Regions from separate parts of the Homo sapiens genome. Here region 1 is linked to region 2. Evidence: read pairs that join two places in POLR2A ChIA-PET (ENCODE). Cell type or tissue: CD4-positive, alpha-beta T cell. All regions are shown on one strand. Links, peaks and the distances in the headings refer to the core of each region. The heading gives the core; the rest is flanking DNA.

Evidence for each region. ChIA-PET counts read pairs that join two places held together with the same protein. Peaks named below come from ENCODE experiments on the same cell type or tissue, not always from the same donor. Only the 100,000 strongest peaks of a DNase experiment are listed, where the experiment ranks them.
Region 1: POLR2A ChIA-PET joins it to region 2 with 5 read pairs; 8 of 35 experiments call an interaction of 5 or more read pairs at or near these places.

Annotation. Positions count from the first base shown.
Region 1 is chr20:53,833,508-53,837,903 of GRCh38, reverse strand. No RefSeq gene overlaps it. Among named protein-coding and RNA genes, the nearest start is that of BCAS1-AS1, 80 kb to the left of the region's middle. In CD4-positive, alpha-beta T cell, for the core only: no CTCF peak of the experiment used is centred there; a DNase peak (open chromatin) is centred at 2,223; H3K4me3 peaks cover 401 bases; H3K27ac peaks cover 161 bases.
Region 2 is chr20:53,706,397-53,710,792 of GRCh38, reverse strand. No RefSeq gene overlaps it. Among named protein-coding and RNA genes, the nearest start is that of ZNF217, 110 kb to the right of the region's middle. RefSeq lists an enhancer at 2,741-2,790. In CD4-positive, alpha-beta T cell, for the core only: no CTCF peak of the experiment used is centred there; DNase peaks (open chromatin) are centred at 2,342, 2,942 and 4,062; H3K4me3 peaks cover 220 bases; H3K27ac peaks cover 2,038 bases.

The sequences.
Region 1 (4,396 bases), core at 328-4,327, 130 kb before region 2:
AGACGGAGAAAGAAGGAAAACCAAGAAAGAAGAAAGAAAGGAAAAAGAAAGGAAGGAGGGAGGGAGGGAAGGAAGGAAGGAGGGAGGGAAGGAAGGAAGGAGGGAGGGAGGGAAGGAAGGAAGGAGGGAGGGAAGGAAGGAAGGAGGGAGGGAGGGAAGGAAGGGAAAGCAAGCAAGCAGGGAGGGAGGGAGGGAGAAGAAAAGGAAAGAGAAGAGAAAAGAGAAAAGAAAAGAAAAGAAAAGAAAAAAGAAAAGAGAAAAGAAAAGAAGAGTCAGTCCGCCTGGCCAGGGAGAGGATAAACTAGACTGTTCCCACCCAGGAGAGCTGCCTCTCAGCTGAGCAAGTCAGCCAACACCTTGAGCAGGGCACCCACAGGCCAAAGTGCAAAGCCTGAAAGAGGAGCACTTAGGACAAGTAAAAGGAAGTCATTCTTGTCCCATCAGGGAGCAAGCATTATCCTTGAGCAATGGACAGGTGAATCATTTGTTAATTCATTTAATAAATGGTCGCTGATTACCTGAGCCAGGCAATGTTATAGACACTAGGGTTCAAACAGCAAATCGTCAGGTGTGGTTTCCTCTCACAAGAAGTCCACATCTTTACCTGACAGGCAGCCCACCAGTAAGCAAAGAAATAAATGGGATTATGTTAGACTGTAGTAAGGACCAAGAAGAAAAGAAAACCGAATTATAGATCAGAAACTGACTGAGGGGAGAGTAACTTTGGGGGTGTGCTCAGGGAAGCCCTCTGCGCAGGAAAGAGTTTAAATAGCAGTGTGAGACTGCCCTCCTCAGAAACGTCTACTTGCTATGGGCCCTTGACCACTGTCTGAAAGCTTGGATCTCAGGAGGATTCCCACCATTAACTATTAAGAGTGACTTGACAAAATATATAGTAATTTTTTTTTCTTTTTGAGGCAGAGTTTTGCTCTGTCGCCCAGGTTGGAGTGCAATGGCGTTATCTCGGCTCACCGCAACCTCCCGGGTTCAAACTATTCTCCTGTCTCAGCCTCCCGCGTTGCACAGCTGGGACTACAGGCGCCCGCCACCATGCCCAGCTGATTTTTGTATTTTTAGTAGAGACGGGGTCTTACCATGTTGGCCAGGATGGTCTCAAACTCCCGACCCCAAGTGATCCTCCCACCTCGGCCTCCCAAAATGTTAGGATTACAGGCACCACGACAGGCCGAAAAATAATTTTTTATTGCAACATTTCATGAGATAATCTTAAAGCAGCTAAGCCACTAGATCTATCGCTATGAGCTCTTATCTGAAGTGGATCTACAAAAACAGTCAATTTCCTCAAAGTGTCAATCCTAGATAATAGATAGGGACATTAATAATTAATGACACAATTTCTTTTTTTTTTTTTTTTTTTTGAGACAGAGTCTTGCTCTGTTGCCCAGGTTGGAGTGCAGTGGCATGATCTCGGCTCACTGCAAGCTCCACCTTCCGGGAACACGCCATTCCCCTGCCTCAGCCTCCTGAGTAGCTGGGACTACAGGCACCAGCCACAGTGCCCGCCTAATTTCTTTTGTATTTTTAGTACAGACAGGGTTTCACTGTGTTAGCCAGGATGGTCTCGATCTCCTGACCTTGTAATCCGCCCTCCTCGGCCTCCCAAAGTGCTGGGATTACAGGTGTAAGCCACCGCGCCTGGCCTAATGACACAAATTCTACCTGAATGACAGTGTTACAGAACTTTTATGATTATATTAAATAAACAACAATATGCTTCTCCTTTTGTCTCTATTCTTTAGAATGATTGGTGACCCTCAACCTTTTATAGTTATTTTTAATTTTTTTAATATTTTTAATTTTTTTATTTTATAGTTTTATTTTAAAGTATAGTTTTACATACTGTTCTGACAGTTCATAAAAATCTGGCAATTCAAAATTTTTACTTTGGCATTAGGTGGTCATAACCATAGGGAGTTGTAAAAACAATTTATGAAATAAAAAGATACAAACCAACAGAAAAAGAAAGAATGGCTCACTGTGCCTAAACTGTTTGTACAGACGACACAGTCTATGCAGAATATCTGCTTTCCTTCTGGGAATCTGGATTTGGGTATGCATTTCACCAGCCCCCAGTAAAACCCTGGGCACTGGGTCTCTAATAAGCTTCCTTGGTAGATAACATGTGACACCTGTTGCCACCACTGTCGCTGGGGAAGTACGCACGTCCTGTGTGACTCCTCTGCAAGAGGGTTCTTGGAAGCTTGCACCCGGTCTCCCCTAGACATCACCCCGAGTGCCTTTTCCCTTCGCTGATTTGGCTTGGCGTCCTTTTATTGCAATACACGTGAGTCATGCGCACTACTAGATGCTCAGTCCTGTGAGTTCTCCTGGCAAGTCCTCAAGTCTGAGAGTGACTTGGTGATCCTTGACACAGCCTCCCCAAGGAGATAACATTGGACCTGAACTCTGAATGAGGAGATGCCAGCCTTGTGATCACCTAAGAGAGACGCATATCAAACAGACAGAACAGCCAGTGCAAAGGTCCTGGGGCAAAAAAACTTGGTGAGTTTTAAAAATTGTTTTAGGCCAGGCGCGGTGGCTCACGCCTATAATCCCAGCACTTTGGGAGGCCGAGGCAGGCGGATCACGAGGTCAAGAGATCGAGACCATCCTGGCCAACAGGGTGAAACCCCGTCTCTACTAAAAATACAAAAATTAGCTGGGCGTGGTAGCACACGCCTGTAGTCCCAGTTACTCAGGAGGCTGAGGCAGGAGAATTGAATGAACCTGGGAGGCACACTTGAACCCAGGAGGCAGAGGTGGCAGTTAGCCGAGATCGCGCCACTGCACTCCAGCCTGGTGACAGAGTGAGACTCCGTCTCAAAAAAAAAAATTGTTTTAAAGTTAAGTGCAGTTAGAGCACTGTTACGGAGGAACAGTAGAAGAGGTTCCTCTCAACAGTTGAGAGGCTACAGGGTATATCAGGTCAGGGCTGGGGGAAGTCTTATAAACCATGGCAAAGAATTTGAACTTGATTCTAAGTGCCGCAGTAGCCACTGGAGGGCTTTAGAAGGAAAAGATTTTCTGGCCAGGCAAGGTGGCTTGCACCTGTAATCCCAACATTTTGGGAGGCCAAGGCAGGTGTATCACCTGATGTCAAGAGTTCGAGACTAGCCTGGCCAACATGGCGAAACCCTGTCTCTACTAAAAATATATATATAAAAAAAAAACAACTAGCCAGGCATAGTGGCACATGCCTGTAATCCCAGCTCTTCGGAGGCTGAGGCAGAAGAATTGCTTGAACCCGGGAGGCAGAGATTGCAGTGAGCTGAGATCCTGCCACTGCACTCCAGCCTGGGCAACAAAGGAAGACTCTGTCTCAAAAAATAAAAGGAAAAGATTTCAAGCAGAGCAAGAAAAAGTAAAAAAATCATTCAACGAGGTGCTCCTAAAAATTAAAAATTAAAAAAATCAGAAGGTGCCTCATTCCTGCCCACCTTAGTCTAAACTCTGAGCCAAAGATTGGCTTCAAGTAGTTTAGGGGCCACATTCAGCCTGCAAATACTCTGGTCCCTACTCTGCTCCCCTAGCCAAAAGAGAAAGGGAGAGAGAGAGAAAGAGAGAGAGAGAGAGAGCACACTAACATTTTAAAATCAAAAGACAACCTATAAAGTGTTATTTTTGGACTTCCCTTTAAAAATGCACATAGCTGAGTATTTAGTCACACAGGGCGTCTGTGGTGGCAATGCACTGGGGCCACCCTTTGCACAGGTGCTCCACTCCACATGTTCCGCCAGCCCAAGTGGCCACGGCTGCTCATTGAGACCCAATGTTTCCTGCCCCACAATTTATCAAGGAACTTGCTGTTGTTGTGGTTTACATTTTTGTTTTTAACACACAGCACACTTTAGCCATCCTCTTAGGCTAAACCGTAGGTAATCGCTGTTCTTATAGTCTGAAAATTGTTGAGTATTATATGATTCACCCTAATATATTCTACCTGGTTCCCAGAGGCTTTGGAGCTTGTGTCTCAGCCAGGCTTGACTTATTCCAGTTCCTTAAACTGCCAGAATAGTTCCTCATCCCGGGTCTTTGCACACACTCTTCCCTCCCGCTTAAACGTTTTATCCAGCCAACTTGGACTCGCCACCGGCTTTCAGTTGAGAAGGTGCTTCCCCTAAGAAATGTCACCTGACCCATCAGTGTCAGGGCTAGTGTGCCTTGTGAATTGCTCTAAAGGGCCATGTTTTAATATTAACATTAGGTTGGTGGAAAAGTAATTGTGGTTTTTGTCATTACTTTTATGTATTAGATATGTATGTCTCTTAACCACTGCTAGCAATGAGCCAAGGCTACCCCTTAACAGGGGTTATAATGTGTAATAAAGACAATCAGTAACAAAGACACGTATTGTGGAGGCTAAAGCAGCGCCATC
Region 2 (4,396 bases), core at 140-4,139:
CTAATTTTTGTATTTTTAGTAGAGATGGGGTTTCACCATGTTGGCCAGGCTGATCTCGAACTCCTGACCTTGGGTGATCCACCCACCTCGGCCTCCCAAAGTGCTGGGATTACAGGCGTGAGCCACCGTGCCTGGCCTGGCTAATTTTTTATTTTTTGTAGAAACAGGGTCTCGCTATGTTGGTCAGGTTGGTCTCGAACTCCTGGACTCAAGGAATCCTAAGGAGGGAGATTGGAGGCTGTTCTGGAACACATACCATCAATGTCTTAGGTAAGAATGGAGTCCAAGGCCGGGTGCAGTGGCTCGCGCCTGTAATCCCAGCACTTTGGGAGGCCGAGGCAGGCGGATCACAAGGTCAGGAGATCGAGACCATCCTGGCTAACACGGTGAAACCCCATCTCTGCTAAAAATATAAAAAGTTAGCCGGGCGTGGTGGCAGGCGCCTGTAGTCCCAGCTACTCAGGAGATTGAGGCAGGAGAATGGCATGAACCCGGGAGGCAGAGGTTGCAGTGAGCCGAGATCACGCCACTGCACTCCAGCCTGGGCGACAGGGCGAGACTCCATCTCAAAAAAAAAAAAAGAATGGAGTCCAAGACTGTCAAACACACTTTTGAAAAAGGAGGTGGCTCAAACAGATATTGGTACACCAGGACTCACCACAGCATTATTCACAATAGTGAAAATGTGGAAATAACTCAAATGTACATCATCAGATGAACAGATTAACACAATGTAATATATACATGCAATGGAATATTATTCCACCTTAAAAAATAGAATTCTGGGCTGGGTGTGGTGGCACGCCTATAATCCCATCACTTTGGGAGGCCAAGAAGGATCACTCGCGCTCAGGAGTTCAAGACCAGCCTGGGCAACACAGGGAGATCCCCTTCTACAAAAATAATAGGAAATATTAGCCAGATGTAGCAGTGTGCATCTGTGGTCCCAGCTACTTGGGAGGCTGAGGTGGGAGGATTGCCTGAGCCCTGAGCTCGGGAGGTCGAGGCTGCAGTGATCTGTGATTGTGTCACTGCACTCCAGCCTGGGCAACAGAGTGAGAGCCGGTCTCAAAAAAAAAAAAAAAAAGGGGAATACTGATATATGCCTCAACATGGATGAATTTTGAGGACATTATGCTAAGTGCATGAGGCGAGACACAAAAGGACAAATATGAATATTGTATGGTTCCACTTATATGAGATACCTAGAATAGTGAAATGTATAGAGACGGAAAGTAGAGTGGAGGTTGCCAGGAGGTGGGAAAGGGGCGGATGGGAGTTAGTGTGTTTTTTTTGTTTTGTTTTGTTTTTCTTGAGACAGAGTCTTGCTCTGTCAGCCAGGCTGGAGTGCAGTGGCGCGATCTCAGCTCACTGCAACCTCCGCCTACTGGGTCCAAGCAATTCTCCTGCCTCAGCCTCCCAAGTAGCTGGGACTATAGGTGCACGCCACCACGCCTGGCTAATTTGTGTATTTTTTGTAGAGACGGGGTTTCACCACATTGGCCAGGCTGGTCTCAAACTCCTGACCTTGTGATCCATCCACCTCGGCCTCCCAAAGTGCTGGGATTACAGGCCTGAGCCACCATGCCTGGCCGGGGAGTTAGTGTTTAACAGGGATGGCATTTCAGTTTGGAATAATGAAAAAGTTCTGGAGATGGATGGTGGTGGTGGGTGCACAATGAGGTGAATGTACTTACTGTCACTGAACCATGCCTTGAAAAATGGTTACAATGAGGCCATGCATGGTAGCTCATGCCTGTAATCCCAACATTTTGGGAGGCTGAGGTGGGAGGATTGCTTGAGCCCAGGAGTTTGAGAGATCAGCCTGAGCAACATAGCAAGACCCCATCTCTACAAAAAAAAAAAAAAAATAGAAAAATTAGCTGGGCATGGTGGTACATGCCTGTAGTGCCAGCTACTCTGGAGGCTAGGATGGGAGGATGGCTTGAGCCTGGGGAGGTCAAAGCTGCAGTGAGCTGTCACTATGCCACTGCACTTTAGCCTGGGCAACAAAGTGAAACCCTGTTAAAAAAAAGAAAGAAAAGAAGACAGGGGAGGGGAGGGGAGGGGAGGGGAGGGGAGGATGGTCAGACTGGTAGATTTTTGTCTCGTATATTTTACCACAATTTTTAAAAACACACTTAACTGAAAAAAAAGAGGTAGTTGGTGGAGGGAGGAAGGCAGGGACAGGAACTACATTTGTTGAGTGAAAATGACCCTGGACCAGTCAGCCTGTTAAGCCTTCCATGCGTATTATCTCATTTAATCTTTACAACGTCTTTAGGCTTTAGATGTGAGCCTAGTTTACAGCTGAGCAAACCAATGCTCACAGCGATTCAGTGCCACAACAAAGCTGTGATTCCGTTCCACATTCCTCTCTCTGCCCACACTATTAACCTGCTGCCTTTAACCCACACATCACCCCCTTGTCATTTGCTTGAGCCATCTGCAAAAACCACTCTCTCCCATGCTACTTTCAACAGAGTTGGCTGCCACGGTAGAGACCTTAAAAGGGGCTGAATTGCATAGGATGAATTCATAAAAAATATGAGCTCATTTGAATCTTGAAATCTCAATGGTATCATTTTCATTTTGAAAATAAGTCATGTCACTTGTTCCACACACAAATTCAGGTACTTTTCTGGACACTGGAGAGTGTTAAAGAGATAAAGAAGCCAGCTACTTGATGAAGAGCCTGATCTAATAGGATAATCAGATAAAGAAATCAAAAGCACCAACTCTGTGTCACAAGCATTTGCTCAGGATGCAGAGGAAGCTCAGAGGATCCCAGAGAAGGGGTTTGCAGTTACTCCTAAGAAACCAGAACGCTCTTCCTCCCTAGAAAATGTTAGTCACCCTAGAACTTAAACTGAGTTAAGCAGAACTCTAACTTGCAGTTTCTGACACACTTTCACTTCCCCACCCACCTTCCTTCCCACTGGTCAGTTTCCTGGGAAACATTCGCATTTGGAGAACAAAAATACCAATAACATGTCATTAGAATGTCATCAACATGACAAGAACATTTTGTTAAAATAATTACAAGTCCTAAAGTACATGTGACAATTATTTTTAAATAAAATTCCTTTCACAGCAGGGAGTCACTAATGAGATGCTTTGTGTGTGTATATGTGTGTGTATGTGTGCAGGTGTGTATTGTGTGCCTGTGTATATGTGTATGTAAATGTGTGAATGCATGTGTACGTGTATGTGCATGTGTGTGTTTGAGCCTGTGTGCATGTGTATGTGTGCGCTTGTATATATGTGTGTGCTTGTGTGTATGTGTTTGTGTGTGTGTGTGCTTGTATATATGTGTGTGCTTGTGTTTGTGTGTGTATGTGTGCGCATGTGTGTGTGAGCTTGTGTGTGTGCGTACACATGTATTTAATACAAAAAAGCATTTGATTTCTCAGGATGTTTATGCCCTGGGTCAGAACAGTGATTGAGGTTTAATATTAACTTTGGCACAATTTAGGTAAATTCTGTTACTTGGAAAGAATTAGCAAGGCCTCTGGGGTTTTGTGATGGAGACAAGATATCATGGTTGTAACAAAACCTCATTTTTGTTAACTTTGTCCAAGAAAGAATAGGATGCTGCTGTTTCAAGAGATTTCGGTTCTGGGTCTCAAGTCAAAGGAAGGTTTGAGAATGTGGTGCATCAGAACTCTTTGTACTGGCTCTGGAAAGCTGATTTTGCACATGTCTTTTCAACTCTATCCTCACAGACTGCAGTCTAAAATTAGACATGGTGGGAATATTTACACCGTGGAAACTGACAAACACAACCAAGACTCCTCTGCCTCCACCCACTAGAACCAGTTAACCAGAGTGCCACTGGTCTAGGAGTTATAAACAGTTACTTTATACAGTTGTTCATGGGTATACAGCTTACCCATGAGATCCTGAAATAGACTGTTTCTGCTCATGTGAACTGCACCTCTGTGGTTAGAAAGGATGTTACTGTAATTTATGATACAAGATGGAGCCCTTTTCTCTTGTTTAAAAATGCACTGAAAGGATGTTGCAGGCCCCAAATGTGGGTTATCATAGCTTGCTTAGAAAGGGGAATTTGTAAAAGGGGCAATCTCTAGTTCTGGCAAGAAACTCTATCTGGGCTCCCACTAAGGGATTAAGTATCACGCAAGTACATTCTTGCAGCAGACCGATTCAGCTGGGAGGAAAGTCTCGCCACAACCGAGGGGTTTAGAGGAAAATAACAAATTGCTTCTCAGAACTGGTAGAGAGGATCTTTCAATTCAAGAACATACAGACAGCAAAATGCACAGAATGTAGAGACAGGGTGGGTTTTTTATTTTTATTTTTCAGGGAATTGTGCTCACCACATGTTCTGGTTCCATGGACAGAGAACACATTTTATCCCATCTGTAAGTAGAAT